Regions from separate parts of the Homo sapiens genome. Here region 2 is linked to region 1. Evidence: chromatin loops called from intact Hi-C (ENCODE). Cell type or tissue: ovary. All regions are shown on one strand. Each heading gives the region's core, and the rest is flanking DNA. Links, peaks and the distances in the headings are about the cores only.

What was found. Hi-C counts contacts between places; a loop is a spot of excess contacts. Peaks named below come from ENCODE experiments on the same cell type or tissue, not always from the same donor. Only the 100,000 strongest peaks of a DNase experiment are listed, where the experiment ranks them.
Region 2: it touches region 1 in a loop (21-fold over the local background); 4 of 110 quality-filtered maps call a loop at or near these places.

Annotation. Positions count from the first base shown.
Region 1 is chr5:24,640,550-24,648,960 of GRCh38, forward strand. It overlaps CDH10 (cadherin 10), which reads right to left and starts at 4,429. Exons shown (of 12, transcript NM_006727.5): 1 at 4,045-4,429. LOC124901174 (a long non-coding RNA gene) reads left to right here and starts at 4,160. Exons shown (of 2, transcript XR_007059125.1): 1 at 4,160-4,523; 2 at 4,762-4,965. RefSeq lists an enhancer at 4,126-4,721. In ovary, for the core only: no CTCF peak of the experiment used is centred there; a DNase peak (open chromatin) is centred at 4,489.
Region 2 is chr5:26,007,374-26,015,784 of GRCh38, forward strand. It overlaps the pseudogene RNU4-43P. Among named protein-coding and RNA genes, the nearest start is that of TRK-CTT9-1, 190 kb to the right of the region's middle. RefSeq lists an enhancer at 2,337-2,838. In ovary, for the core only: no CTCF peak of the experiment used is centred there; no DNase peak of the experiment used is centred there.

The sequences.
Region 1 (8,411 bases), core at 309-8,308:
GATTGAAAATTGAAATCATGTGATTTCGTAAAGTGCTTATAATGTTTCTGACAAACTCTCTAAGGATACGAAACCCTTTACTGAAAGGCATTTTTATATGAAGGCATTTCAATCTCCCACAGGCAGGCATTATTTTGAAGGAATGCTACATTTTATTTCCTAAAATGATGTAAAATGTGATTTTATTGTATTCCTTCTTATTTAATTTGCAGCTTTCCCTTTCTTTAGTTCCATAATGTTTAACCAATGTCTCTTAAAGTGTATAGGTCATCACATACATTGCCAGAAAGAAATCAGATAAAAATATAAAGAAACTGATGAAAATAAAGCACTTTCATTCTTAAAAAAATCAAGAGTTACTTTTTTGTGAGAAGTTGCATTGATAAGAGAGTTAAGCAAAAGTTGTATTAATAATTTTTAAACAGGTCAGATTATTTCAACTCATCATTGTTAATATTTCATTAAGAATAATACATTCCCAGAAATCTACAAATTTAATGTGATGGGTCTTATTTTTTGACAATATGTGTCTACAGTTAGTTCAAGTGAGTGATGACAAGAAGGTATGGGAAAAGCAAAATGGACTTATACGCTTTAGGTGCCCTTCTATTCAAGAAAGACAGGAGAAATGGATTATAAAAGGGCTCAAGGGCTCATACTAAAATGTCAAGTGAGGTGAGACTGCTCTACAGTCAGAAAAGAAGAGGGCACAGGCGACCCAGAGCTGATATTGTTATCTTAGAAAACAGGCATTGCTTGGTAATTGTTTGAAATTGTTTCTTGTTCTTATGCATGAAAAAAAAATCTGTAATTTTGAAGGTTGAACTTATTGGGGTAAATGCAGAAAATTATATGAATGCTCCGTGAATATCATCCAAAGGTTTCAACTAGAAAGGAAAAAGGCAGATTTTCTTTTAAATTTAGGACTTGTATTTTTTCTGTAGATTTCAGATTATTGTAATTATGACAAAACAATATATTTTTGTGAACTCATTGGTCTGTGTAAGTGTCAAGAAAAGATAAATAGATTTGTCTGTGCTAACTTTCAGTTTTTCAAATATGCATCTATAGTGTCATTCCGAGAACGCTTCTTTTTACTACTTAAAATATCATAATATGAACCATATATTGTACTTAGTATAACGCTTAATCAATTTTACCATTGCTCAGTATACGTTTAAGAAGGATGAGGAAATGTTTCTTGCTACTTGGTTTTTAACTTCAATCTATTCCAGACATGACTGTTAAATACAATATGGTTAGTAAGTTGTCTCTTTTGAAACCCTATTCCAGATAATATGTTGGGTTAATTGAAAGTAGAGTTTTCAAACATAGACCTGAAATTTAGAGATCAAATATCTGCATAAAATTACTTATAATTGGCATAAATAATTTTACTGTTTTTCTATTTATAATTTCAGTATTTTACAAGTACTTCTAATGTGACAGCAGTATTAGAATGTAATTTGCATAGTAGAAATCAGAATATAATATGGCTAATGCTTTTAATACCCAAGGGCTACACTAGAGATAGTTGGGTTTGCATCACTGGTTTGTATTAATTGCTTACTATGAAACACTATTACTGATAATAACACTTAACAAGAATATGGTTCACTTTGCTGCTGATTCAGCATCATCAGAGCCAATACTGCTGCTGTGCTGCAGCCTAGTGGAATGATTTGGTATAAAAATGACATATTCCAGTAAGACGTGTTATCACTTACTGCAAAGTAGGTTAAGAGACATAGGAAATCAGTCATAAGCACAGAAATCCCCCAGATAGTATATACTTTGCCTCAGTTATTTGCTTATATAAAAAATTAAGTAAAGGTCAAGAAATTCACCCTATTTTTTATGCAAGATTCATATATTTTGGAATTAACCTTTCCAGTTTCAAGTAGTCTATTTTTCAACAAGAAAAAAAACATACCTCTTCCAGATTACACTAACTTTGTAAATAACGTGTCAGAAATATCACTCTAAATTAAAATCAGTTTTGTATCCTCTCTTTTTCTTTTTTAAAGAAAATCCCAGTGTGGGTAAAAATCTAACAATGAAATATTAAATTGATTACCTGCATAGCACTGTTCTAATTAATAAACAGTTTCTATAAACATCAAGGAACATCACCTAGAGCATTAATCAGGTACCAAACAATTTAACCATTGACTTCACACATATGCATATGTAGGTGGATGCTCATACAGTTTACCTTCTTTTTTCCCATTTCCCAGAGATTTTGGTTTTGTTTGTTGTTTTTTTTCCCCCAAACCTTTAAGTGTATGAAATTCTATTCTTTGATTGAAGTCAGGGAAGGCGTATGCATTCACCAGAGAAGTCAATTTGTTCACAGCAAGTATTTGAAACCCAAGAAGTATCTGATTTAATGAAAGCAGACATTGACTCACACTTTAATAACACAGCCAAAAAAAAAAAAAGTGAAAGAAGTATTTCTTTATATTTTTATCATCAGAATGGGTTTGCATCTGACGTGTCCCTAAGGCACAGATCCACGCTGTTTACACCTGTGCACTCTCCAGTCTCTTCACCACATCCCTCCCCAAATAAACCATTACTTCCTTATGCATTGCACATTGAATACATATGTGCCACATTTAGTACACTCGGGGGAGCGGGGTGCAGATTATCTATGCGACTTAGCATTTACCTGTGTTTCTAGGACATAACCTCTTTCTTTCTTCTTCATCACTTTTAACTAAAAATGAACATACGGCTCTGTCAATGACATAATGTTTTCATGAAAGTTCTACTAATTAAAAATCCTCACCATACCAGACCTAAAAAATGAGCACACTCTTGCCAAGTGTTATTCACCACAGAGAAGCTCTTGTAGCTACGTTTTAAAGGAAGATAGAGAGGGGGATGGTATGGAGGGAGAAAGTCTACTAACATATGCATTGAAGTATAACAGTTGTCAACATCAGAAGGACAGATTATTTTTAATACAGATCCTTCAAGAAAAAAAAAAAGAGGAGAAAAAATAATGTATCTCCAAAGAGCTGAGAAGTAATGGATGTGCAGTTTTGGATAATAGAAGCTTTCACTGGAATGAAGGAATGAAGGACCACAATTATAGGAAACATCTGTTTTTTCAAAGCAAAAGATGATAGGTCATTTTTAAAACAATATTTGTCTTTGTACCTGTAGACTCCCCTTTTTTCATAATAAGGAGACAGTAGGTTTTTATTTTAGTGGCATAAAAACAATTTCAGACTACTGCTTTTGCCCATAGTTACAGTGCTATCAATAGTTACTTGTTGGGGACATGCATTTATACTTGCAATATGCTGCATTAATTTAACAACACATAAAATATGGATTTTATTGCAGCAGAAACAATAAATGCTGCAACTGCTGACTACATGCATTTACTCTCCCTCTCTTTACCTCTCTCCCCCCAATACTTCTGACTCAGATATAAAATTGAAAATAAGAATTCTGCCTATTCTATTTCTGATGAATGTCAATCTATTGTATTTATGTAGATGCTTAGTGACCATTGACAGTTTCAAGGAATCTGTCTTCTGCCTGTCATTTCTGTTTATATTGAACGTACAATGAACTATGACTACGAATAAGTGCAGAGTGAATCCATTCATATGGAATGCAAAGTAATGTTAGATGATGTTAGAGTTCACAGTAACAATGTTATCTCTTGAACTGATTTTTAAAATAAAAATGAACAAGTCTGGGCATGACAAATTCACTTCATAACATATTTTTTAGCATTTGTTCCAAGTGAATGAATTCACAAACTCTAATATCATGACCCACTGTTGAGCATAATATATAATTTATCCAGCTTTACATTGCCTATATAGATATTCGAAGCAGTTGTTTCTAGAATTAAATATATAGAGTTGTATGCTTATTTAAGTATTAAAGATAATTATTTTGAAATAATTGCTAAACACAACTTAAAAACAAACATTTATCTCCTCCCTCTCCCCCCCCACCCCTCAAGTGGAGGAATATATAATACCTTAACGGAGTTAAAAGAAAGAGGTGAAGTCTTCCTACCTTTTTTATCAGCTTCTGGATAATGGAAGTTGGTTCCAGCCAAAATAACCCAGGAGAAATTGTCACTATGTCCCCTTTTTGTTTGTTTTCGGCTGTTATTTTCTATCACTGATTCTACTTCAATCTAACTCAAGCTCTTTCTCAGCATCACTTTTAACTCTGGACAGCAGGGAACCGAAGAAAACGGGGGCGAGCTCTCTCTGATTGGCTTTCATTCAGTGCTTCTGATTAAGGGGAAAGGAAAAAAAAAAAAAAGGAAAGGGGGGAAAAAAGCTCTTCCTCACACGGAGAGAAAGGTTCTGCTGATAGAGCTGCAGCACTCGCCATGGGAAGGTTAGAGACTGTGGAAGTGCTGGCTTCTGCGAGCACACAGCGATTTGCAAGTGAATGCGAGGGGAGGGCGCATCCGAGAGGAGGGCTTTGCTTGAAAGGCGTCCCCTCCCCCGCAGGGCAGAAAGACTCTCTGTTTCAAGGCTAAGGTAATCAGCCCAATCTAATCCGCCTGTGTCCGTAATACAATCTCAGGAACAGGACTGCTTCTTGCAATTTTTTTTAAAAAAAGATAGTTCTTCTGGAATATATATTCCTGCACCGTCCTTACACCAGACTACCGAAATCCAAGTATTATCAGAGCGCCAAGTCAAATTGCAACCAGATTTGATATGTTACCAGAGTGATTTTTCGTTGTGATTTTAAATGTTTATTTTTTGCTTTCAGGGAACTTTCTCGGCTTGATTTTCCAAATCCCTTCTCTTGTTGCTTATTGTCACAGGAGTGCATACCTCGCTCATCATTTTGGAATGTCCGCGAGCCAGTCTTCTCTGCCTAATCTTTGCATTTTAATACTTTATAGATAAAATATTTTATTAAAAATGTAAATATGTAATTAGTGTTATTAAAATATTTAGACTTTGAACTTGACACAGTCTCCTTTTTTTTCTTTTTAACGTTGTTTTTTCTCATAAATACGGGTTTCATACCCAAATGAGTGTGTGGACAGATGTAAATACATTTGGATTGTTCTATCTACTTAAACATCTAACTGTCTCGCTATTTATCAATCTCCACATCAAATTGCAATCAACCAAACCTTACCAAAGGATGTCAGTATAGCTCCACAAAGTAATTAACATCTTTGCATTTTTCCGGCTACAGGTAGATTCCTTTTAAAGTGCCATCCATAAATAAATTATATACACATATACATACATATATGCATATAAATACATATATGTCAATTATAGTTTTAAAGCTAGAGGAGAAATTACGAAGATCATTTTGGGCTGTTATTATTATTATTTCTTTAGCAGATAAAAATGCTCAGAATGTTAAATTGTCACAGGACTAACTGGAGGCGGGGTCAAAGCTGTAATACCACACTCCTACTTCCAGTTTAGTATTGTTTCCGGTTGCCATACTGCCTCCTCTGTACCTGTTTGATCATTCTAACAGTCAACAGGCCCCTTACATAATCAGCACAATGAAAAAGGAAGAAACTCAATCTGAGGGGCAAAAAAGAAGTGAGAGGGAGATTCAAAATTAGATTCCAAAAAGGTTTTAATGTATCACAGTGTTATTATATGATGAATTTTACCAATTAGTTTTATATTTGAAAACACCAAACATTTCCACTGAGCTGAACAGCTAAATGACATTTAGAGCAGAAATGGACTTTTGAAACTCTTAATTTTACAGACGATGGCATTAAGATCAGGAAAATTTTATGGCCCCTCTAAAGTTTGATAATAATAGAGCTAGAATTCTGAATTATCACCGTATCATTTGCCCATAGTTTTTGTTATGTTTTGTATGTTTTCTTCGACAGGGTGCCTTAATTTCAGAGTCAAGTGAAAATAGATATTCAGTTTTTTACCTCTGATACGTATATTTGTGTGTATTTGTGTTTGCCTGGTATATGTGTGTATTCAATATAATACTGTTATTGACATGTTAAATTAGCTATCAAGAGAAATTTATAATATTTAATTAAATGCAGCAGGTTAGGTACACACACACACATTGTTCTCTTATTAAATTAACTATTTCCATATGTTTGTTTAGTGCTAATTTCAAAATGTATGACTACATAATGTGAAGAATTTGGGGGTTACATTTAAATGGGTCGAGAAAATAACCAAAGGCTAAGATCTGAGGTAAATTGCTATTTTATTAATTAGAATACATGTTGAAATGATGTATTCCCAAAATAACATTTTCTGAATTATATAGTTTATGCTTCTCTTACATAGGTTTTTGGTTGGTGTGTTTATTCTGCCCTGTCTAGTCATCAGAAACTCAGCTTCCTTCTGTCTTGATGCTCAATGTTTTTAAGGAATTGAACTCATTTATATGATCCAGGAGAGATCACCACACATCTACCTTCTAGAAAAAGGAATAAAAGGAACAAGAGAAAGTTGCTCCCGTCCTTTGAAAAATGTGACCCTGAACATGTACATGTCACTTTCATGATCTCATTGGGTGGAATTTAGACACTTGGTCACACATTGTTGCTAGGGAGGCTGGGGATGTGGTATTTACTCTCACTATTTGCCCAGCTAAAGTCACTGGTGCTATTAGGGAGGTGACAGAATTGGGTACAAACAGCAGGATTGTCTATTATATTCATGTATTATAGAGTAGTATATTTGGTATAATGTACTTTTTTGGAGAAAAGCAAATTTTTATTCTAGTTTAAAATTAAAATTATGTTATAATGCTAGTGAAAGGTATCTATACAAAATAACGTTAATAATATTTTAACATTTATGAAACAATTGTCAGTTATTGCATTTTTTCTTTTTTTGATCAAGTAATATAATTAATAAATAATAGGCAAAGCATCCATGTATTCCAAAGTTCAGGGGATCTAGTTATAGATGTGAGAGAATGAAGAGGAAAACATTTGAACAATAAATGAATTAAACCCATTCACATTTTTCTTAATGCTCATCTTAGAAAGACTCTATATCTGAGATCAAATGCCATCCTATCGAATATACGCCCTAGTAATTAAAATTAAAATAAAGAATAAACAGAACATTGACTAAAATGTAAAACTTCTGACAATGGGTTTTGTTTTATTAAACAATATTATTTTTCATTTTCTTTATTTCACAATATAAATGAGTTAACTTAGGATTCTGCAAGTTTTTCTATTTCTTTATAATTTTCCCTCCAAATCTTATGTGAAATAGTCTTGTGAATTAGATAGGGTTTTCCTGTTGTTACCAATATCAGGAAACTGGTAGCACGTGGGAAGTGAAATGAATAAATGAAATGTAAAAGGGACAGTAAACTCTCAATGAAATGAATGGGTCAATATCTCGCAGAAATGTCCTTTAATATGAGGAGAGGCCATATATCAACTACAAGCAAATAAAAGTTAATGAAAACTTTTGCAAATATATTTCTATATACAACTTTTAAAACTAAATAGGAAATTGCACAGAAAATACCTTACTACAATCATACAGCACTAAGAAAATTTGAAAGCATTCTATTATTAATATAATAATGGGACTCAATGACGGCTGATCTCTTCATTGCAAATGTGAAAGATCCAATTTGAGTAAAATCAATTAAATGAAACAACCTTCCATTTTGTATGAAACTATTACATGCCTAGAAGTTGTCATGCTGTTGCTAAACAATAAGCTTAACTGCACAAGACTTTACTTGCTGAGCAGCTATGTGCTTATTTTAAAACACTAGCTTCTTAGCCACCCTTTCCTCGGTTTCTTTGAATGTTATGAAAAATAATATCAATTTCCATTTTCTGTTAGGAAGTTACTGAAACCTAGTTATCTCACTAAGTCTATGAAACAAAAGTAAAGAGTGTCCACATTGCTTCACTCTCCATAAATATGTTGGCAGAATAATAATTTGTCATAGTCTGTTTGACAACATTTTTGCTAAACTCCTTCTAGTCTGCCTTAAAGGACTGTACAGACTTGGAAAATTAAAAATCACATTTTCCTTACAGCTAGTGTTTGAGGTAGGAGTGGAGGGTGATTCATATTCAGTTTTTCAGATGCCCTCATCATCTTTAATTAGAAACAGAGTTAAATAAGCAGAAAGGCAAGATGCAAGGTATTTATTTCACTACCATAGTAGCTGAGGAAGCATGGTTTTGCAGTTACCATAATCTGGGGGCAGTATTGGGAGCTTTTTTTTTGGGAGGGGGGGACGGAGTCTAGTTCTGTCACCCAGGTTGGAGTGCAGTGGCATGATCTCAGCTTACTGCAACCTCTGCCTCCTGGGTTCAAGTGATTCTCCGCCTCAGCCTCCTGAGTAGCTGGGATTACAGGTGCCTGCCACCGTGCCCAGCTAATTCTTGTATTTTTTTATAGAGACAGGGTTTCACTGTG
Region 2 (8,411 bases), core at 304-8,303, 1.4 Mb after region 1:
AATATATACAAGTTGAAAAGCGTGGGATGTATATTGTTTCAATCCTCATGTTATTCTCTTTTTAATGTCCTGACATACATAAGTATTTCATGATTATATATAAAACATGTCTATTTCAGGTATGACTCTACATTTGGTATTAGCTTCATATCGTGTACTGTTTAAACTATTCCTCAACAAGTAAGAGATTACACACTGCTCTGAATAGCCACTGATTTTCTTTTTTATACTCAAAACTTAAATTTCTCTGCTGGAGTCCTTTCTTCTTGCCTTCATTAAGTGCAAACAAAATTGATATTTTCGGTGCCATTTCATAAAAATAGTTTTTTTTCTTTTATAATAATTTTCACAGGAAGAATTATGTTTAGTAATAGCAATTTGTTCAAAAAAATAAATAAAATGTTGATATACTAGTGTACTCAGCTGAATTCTAACAATTTTTCTTGCTTTGTCTATGAGAAATAAGGAATGCAGGTGTACCACAGAAATATAGTGGGTTAAGTTTCAGACCACCTCAATAAAGTATCACAGTAAAGAAAGTCAAACATTTTTTTGGTTGCTGGTTGCTTGGTACATATAAAAGTTACATTTACACTATAGTTTTCTTAATATGCATATTAATAATTTACTTTATACTGTAGCAATAGTATTTTATCGAAAAATCAATGTACATAATTTTAAAATACTTTATTGTTAAAGCATGATCATCTGCATCTTCAGCAAGCCATGAAGTTTAGAATAATATAGAACAATAGAGAATTTCTAACAATGACATACAGTATTATCTGCATTCAAAGAAATATAAACAAGTACAGAAATTAATTCATTAATTTTATATTACAGTTATGCAACTTGCACTAATTAATATTTAAGGCTACAAAGGGCAATATCACTTCTCATAAATTTCTGGCAATTGTAAATTTAATACCCCAAATTGTGAATATTCTCATCTTTTTTTGAGATTCTACATGTAAACAAATATCCTGCAAGTTAATATATTTAAAATGTAGTTCTAGTATTTTCTAAAATCATCAGTTGATATGGTTTGACTGTGTCCCCACCCAAATCTCATCTTGAGTTGTAGTTCCCATAATCTCCACGTGTCATGGGAGGGACTCAGTGAGAGGTAATTGAATTATAGGGGTAGGTCTTTCCCATGCTGTTCTCATTATAGTGAATAAGTCTCATGAGATCTGATGATTGTATAAAAGGGAGTTCCCCTGCCCATGCTCTCTCTTGTCTGCCAATGTGTAAGATGTGACTTTTCTCTTCATTTGCCTTCTGCCATGATTGTGAGGTCTCCCAAACCATGTGTAACTGTGAGTCAATTAAACATCTTTCCTTTATAAATTACCAGTCTCAGGTATGTCTTTATTAGCAGTGTGAAAATGAACTAATACATCAATATTTGTGTCATTGGGTGAGTCAGAATTGGAATACATATCAAAGAACCTGTAGCTCAGAATTCTTTTTACCAAACAATCGGCTTCACACATCACAGCAGTGATATATGAATACTACATTTCCTTTTTTAATCATAAAAATAATGTCCCATAATAAAACCTAGAAGAGTACTCTGAGAATACATTCATATTTATGTATATATCGATATATCTACACCATGGAGAAAATTAAAAGTTAAGACAATTACAATTTTTTTTTTGCCATGTTTAGAAGTTTGTGGAAAATAAGATTGTCTTTCATTCACTATGAATCAGAGTGCCTTTGATTTTTTTTCCAGCACAAAAAGTGGAAATTGAATTAGGTAAGTACATTTATACATTGAAGGTTTGGAACTACATGTGGAAATGTATTAAGTTTATTAACAATGTTTGAGAAAATAATAATGATGGAAAGAAGAGTTGGTTCTAAATGAGAAGAACCCAGTGATATAACTAACTCTGCCTAGTCATTTGAGTAAATTTAACCAAGTCTCTTATTGTCTTTGAATTATATTTTCTGAAGTGTAAAATTAATATTTCTTTCAATGCAAATGAAAGATTTACTGAGCATCTTCTCTAAATGAAGTACTTCAATGTGTTATAAAGATGAGTCAAAGATGGTCTCTGTATATTAGCTCCTAAGATGTTTATTTCTTCACAGCATGCTGAGATCTGTTCACTCAAAAGTCTGCTAGTGCCAAACTCAAAATTTTATAAATCTAATGTTTCTTGTGTTTTAATGGTTTCAGGAATGTTTCCCCAGCAAAGAAATAAAATATTTTTTTCTATATTAATTTTTATAAACATGTAATATCCTAGTCTATTTGGGCTGCTACAACAAAATACCACAAAAAGGTTGGTTTATAAACAACAAATAAACAGATTTTTAGGCACTTTGTCCTCACAAAGTTATGCCCATCGACCAGCTGTTGCTGCTCTTCAGAGGTCTCTGACCCAGAGACAATCTTTCAGGCTACTGGGGAACATCACTGAGATATGTAAGTCCCCTCTCCAATACCCCTTTTCTCCAGAGTTCACTGGCCCTTCTCCTCTTCTAGACGTTCCCCGAAGTGAGGATTTGGAGAACGTGCAAACCAATGTATCCCCCAGTAAAGTCGTGTGTGCTGCTGCCGCCTTCTGGTCATGGCTTTTTCCTTGTTCAGCTCTGAAATCCCTCAGACCTCCTGCTACTAACAGAGCCTTTATTAATGTCACTAGGGTTGACCAGATTACTATTTATAAACTGCTTTATTGAGAGATGTTGATATAAAAAAGCTGTACGTAGTTTGGAGATAAGTGAAACCCAGGAAACACTGCCCACAATGCTAAACTTATAGAAGCATAACAGAAAGATGGGTTCTGGAGGCTGGTGGTGGGATGGGGGGCGGGGGGTGAGTAGTGGGGAGCTGTTGGTCAAAAGGTGCAAAGTTTCAGTTATAGAAGATGAATGAAACATTATATTTAAGTTGTCTTCAAACTAGATATATATTTTTTCTTAAAAATAGCATTCAGTGAGTGTTGGCTTTCTGATTATCACTGCAATATATACGGCCAGTAAACAAAGTTTAGAAATTCCAAAATATAAGAATAAAAATATCTATTACTACATTTTTCAGTTTAAGTCACAGTGCTGTTCATGAGAGACATAAAATAACTGACGTTTTAAAAATCTCGCTTTGACACATCTAGTAAATGCTTTTCCAAATACATCATAGCAATTCAGTCGGGTACAAAGAAACAGACATTCATGTTCCAGATCTTTGCCAGTATTGACCATTGTAAATGTAAACAAAAAGGGGAGATTTTTAGTTTTATAGTTGAAAATGGAATATCATTTTATTACACATTTTATTACTATCTAGTGAAACACTGGAACATTTTTTTAGACCCTTAAGAAATTGACATTATTGCATACCTATTTTTCAGTCATTATCTTAGCATTATCTATATAAATATAATATAAATATATATCAGATATTATGAACCTTTATTTTTAATTTTTAAATTTATATATATTAAATATTCTTATATCTGAAACTATTTTTCCTTGTAGTTTTTCATTTTTTCATTGTTTCAGAAATGACTTCCCAAAAAGAGATAAAATATTTTTTTCTCTATTTTTTTTTATACTTAAATATTTTAGCCCATTTGGGCTGATATAACAAAATATCAGAAATGATTGGCTTATAAACAACGAATATTTGTTTTTTACAGTTCTGGAGCCTGGGAAGTCCAAGATCAAGCCACCCACAGATTCAGTGTCTGGTCACAGCCCTCTTCCTTATGGGTAGCACATTGTTCCTGTGTCCTCATGTGATGGAAGAGGCAAAGCAGCTGTCTTGGGCCTCTTTTATAAGGACGCTAATTTTATTCATGAGGGCTCTGTCCTAATGAGTTAATCACCTCCCAAAACTCTCATCTCCTAATGCAATCACTTTAGGAGTTAGGATTTCAACATATAAATTTTGAGGGGGACACCAGCATTCAGACTACAGCATTGAATACCTTTATTCTCCAAGAGTTTGTATGCTGGTCACATTTCCATTGTTATGATAAAATATGCATACCGTAGCATTTACTATCTTCACCATTTTTAAGTGTGTAATTCAGTGGCATTAAATACATTCACATTATTGTGCAACCATCACGTCACCACCGTATATCTCCAAAACTTTCTCAGCTTCCAAACTGAAACTCTTTGCTTATTAAGAAATAACACCCCATTTCCTCTTTCCCTCAGCCTCTGGCATCCACCACTCTACTTTTTATATCTATGAATTGGGTGTGTCATATCAGTTGTATTAGTGAAATTGTGCATGGACAGAGACCTCTTTAATCTCACCCCAGTCAACTTTACCTACTTACTGAGAATGATCATCAAGCCCCTTTCTGGTTATCATTTAATGTCTCCCAGCTAAGTGTTAATATCTAACACTTCTAAGAAACTTGATTATTTAAAAGTGCTATGGGAAATGATTTCAATCAATTACCAAAGTTAACCAATCTGGTAGAGATCTAAGGTGGTAGCTCAGGCCACAAACCTAATTTTATGATATTACTACAACATTAAGTGTTTGGACGACAGTCTCTTACCTGTTCAAGGAATAGACCCATGTTTTTCCAACCTTGCAGTACAAAAAGCCTGTAGCCAAAGAGTCAGGTTGTTTCACTTTATGTATATAATAATATGGGGAATATGGAATAATATATATGATATATTATGTATAATATTATTTGTAATTATAATAATTACCATAAAACACCGTTTCTAGTAAAATATACATAGAAATTCAAATAAAGTTTATATTTAAGTTCCTTTCTAACAATGACTCTATTAATTTTATAACTGTTTAAGTCTTCTTTTCATTCTTAGAGTATAGACATGTAATTGTTACTGTGGGAATCAGTTAACTTGTCTTTCATATTTCATTTCCTAAGTGCTAAATGGAGTTTCCCTGGCAAAAGCTGTCTTTTGCTGTCAATATCTGACTCCCAGTTACATTTGCAGCACAAAGCATTTGAATTGACTGTTACAGTGTAAGATTTCTTGCAGCCTTATCTTTTATACACTTCCTATCTTGTTGTGGAAAAGCAAAGAAGGAAGCTTTCTGGGTCAAATGCTTATGTTCTGTTGAAGATTAAAGAATATATATTCACTACTTATGTGACATTATAATTTCTTTATTCTAATCATTAATAATATTGAACTTAACTATCCATAATGTAAAAGTAAATGCATTACCATAGAAATATGTGCTTCTTATGAAATTATGGAACATTTTTTCTAGTTTATTATATATTTAAATACATTATAGTTTTAAAAGCAAAATGTTATAACATGCCCAGAGTGGTATAAGAATAAAATAACGTTTCAATAGAAATTTCCTCTCTTTGAACTTCAATTTATAGACAATACATAAAGCTAGAAATATGTTGAAACTTTCTAATAAAACTCAATGAATTTTCTCTTTTAATCAGAATTATTAAACGAAACAATTCAAAATAACTAACATGTTATACAAATATAATAAATTACACAGTGGATTTTTAAACTTGTACAAATAGTTTATAACAGCTTTGCACATTGGCAGTATTATAGCTAGAGGTTTATTCAAGAAGTGATTATTGTTAATTGAAAACTTTCCTGTTACCTCACCACGATGACTTGTAATATAATCAACATTGGTAATTTTTGATATTATCCAAAAAAACTAAAAAAATGGTTTATAACAACAAATGCCAGTTAATATATAAAGCATAAAGTAATGTTTGTATGCCTTGAAATGAGTATAATTGATTAAACAAGTATAATAGTGACAAATTTTTTAACTTTTACTGAAAAGCTGAGATTTCTGAGCCTTAATACAAATAGATAAATAATAAGTTGCTAAACTTATTATTAGTTGTTGCTAAATTATAATGCTTTTTTTGTTTTTTTTTTTTTTTTGGAAGGATCTCACTCTGTTGTCCAGGCTGGAGTACAGTGGCGTGATCTCGGCTCACTGTAAACTCTGCCTCCTGGGTTCAAGTGATTCTCACACCTCAGCCTCCCAAGTAGCTGGAACTGCAGGCATCTGCCACCACACCGAGCTAATTTTTGTATTTTTAGTAGAGACAGGGTTTCACCATGTTGGCCAGGCTGGTCTTGAGCTCCTGACCTCAAGTGATCCACCCGCCTCAGCCTCCCAAAATGCTAGGATTACAGGCGTGAGCTTCCATGCCTGGCCTAAACTATTATTCTTAGAAAACTAATTTTAATATGTGGACAATACTGGAAGAAATACAGTAAATGCAAATTAACTTATAAAATTGATAGATGTATTTTAACTAAGAGGAATAAATGTCTAACAGAATGGCACTAAAGCCAATTACAATAGACTTAACTTATTTAATAAATAAGATGCATACATTTGAGATTTCTTATGAAGATATAGCAACAACTTTTCAGAAAACATTTTATTCAATTTGATAAGAAAATTTGTGTGGCAAGTTTTAATAGAGTAAGGATAGAAGAAATATTTTAATTCATAGAGTAGAGAGTCACAGCAGTTAAAATTATTTTATGAAGAAAATATAAAATAGCACTTTTTATTTGAACCCTAACTTAAGAATAAGGAATGTTAGGCATCATTTAAATTTTTATGAAAATAATAAAATGCCCTACTTTCACCGTTTTAACTAAAGAAAGAAAAAAATGGTTCAGGGGAAAACAGTTATAGAGATGTAGATTTTGACTCAGACTGAAAAATGAGAGACCATCAAATCAGTAAAGAAAATAATTTAGAAATAGACATATAAAGTCACATTCAATATGACCATGCTGAAAAGAAAAGAGAATATGTTTATTTTGTTGAAACAAGGAGCAATTTATACAAAGAAACATGGCAGGTAATAGTTGGTCTATGGAAATTTCACCAGAGGCAGTAGGAATGCATGGGCCAGATCAGACCAAGTGTCAGCGCTAGTTAGTTCTTAACAGAAAAAAGTACATGGAAGCAATAAAAATAGAGTGAATGTTAATCTCAGACTGCACATAATGACTACTAGACTAATTTATTCCCAAAGGATCACACAAGCAGTGAAATTCAGAGATAAAGCAGAATGCCTGCCAGACACCAAGCTGTTATTAGAAGTGGCAGACATGCAGTGTGTGATTAAAGAAGCAGTAATAGTTGAAATAATTTACTGTGCAAATTTCAGTTACCTGCACTTTCTTCCAGTCTATTAGTAACTGTTTCTAGCAGAACAAAGTCTTAGAATAGGGGACCTGTATAATTCACTGGTTCTTTACAGCCAGCAAACCAAAGATATGAGAGAGGCTCTTGACACAAACAAATGTACCATTTCATAAACTGACATCTCTATATTGCACATTTTTTCCATTTATACTTTTGAAAACTTTTACGTCTGTGTCAGTTAAAATGATTATCAACCTTGGTAACGTATTTTTCCTCATTTCAAAATGTACATAAATCTAGTTTCATATGGCCCACAGAACTGATGTCTATGACCAATAATTTCAATTATCTCGAAAAGTAAATGAAAAATGAAATTGATCCAATGGCCAAACACAAAACCTCAAAGTAAATCACATATTTCAGAACCTCGAGGTTCAATTTTGTGCCATAAACATTTATAATTTGGGGTGAATAAATAACTGTAACCTATAAAACATATTATTTATTGTGATGGTTAATTCTTTTTTTTTTTTTTTTTTTTTTGAGATGGAGCTTCGCTCTGTCGCCCAGGCTGGAGTGCAGTGACACGATCTCAGCTCACCGGTGGCTCCACCTCCCAGGTTCAAGTGATTCTCCTGCCTCAGCCCCCTGAGTAGCTGGGACTACAGGTGCCCGCCACTACGCCAGGCTAATTTTTTTGTATTTTTTTAGTGGACACTGGGTTTCACCGTGTTAACCAGATGGTCTCCATCTCCTGACCTCGTGATCCATCCACCTTGGCCTCCCAAAGTGCTGGGATTACAGACGTGAGCCACCGATAGTTAATTTCATGTGTTAATTTGGTTGGGCCACAGGATGCCTAGATAGCTGGCATTATTTCTAGTTGTGTCTGTGAAGATGTTTGCAAAAGAGTCTGATATTTGAATTCTACTTAGGAAAGCAGAGACTTCTCCCAAATGTGGATGAGTGTGATGGTTAATATTGAGTGTCAACTTGATTGGATTGAAGGATGCAAAGAATTGTTCCTGGGGTGTGTTTGTGAGGGTGTTGACAAAGGAGATTAACATTCGAGTCAGTGTACAGGCAGAATCACCCTCAACCTGGGTGGGCGCCACCTAATCAGCTGGCAGCTTGGCTAGAATAAAGCAGGTAGAAGAAAGTGGAGTGGGGAGACTTGCTGGGTTTTCTGGCCTTCATCTTTTGCCTGTGCTGGATGCTTTCTGCCCCTGAACATCAGACTCCAAGTTCTTCAGCTTTTGGACTCTTGGACTTACATCAGTGATTTTCCAGG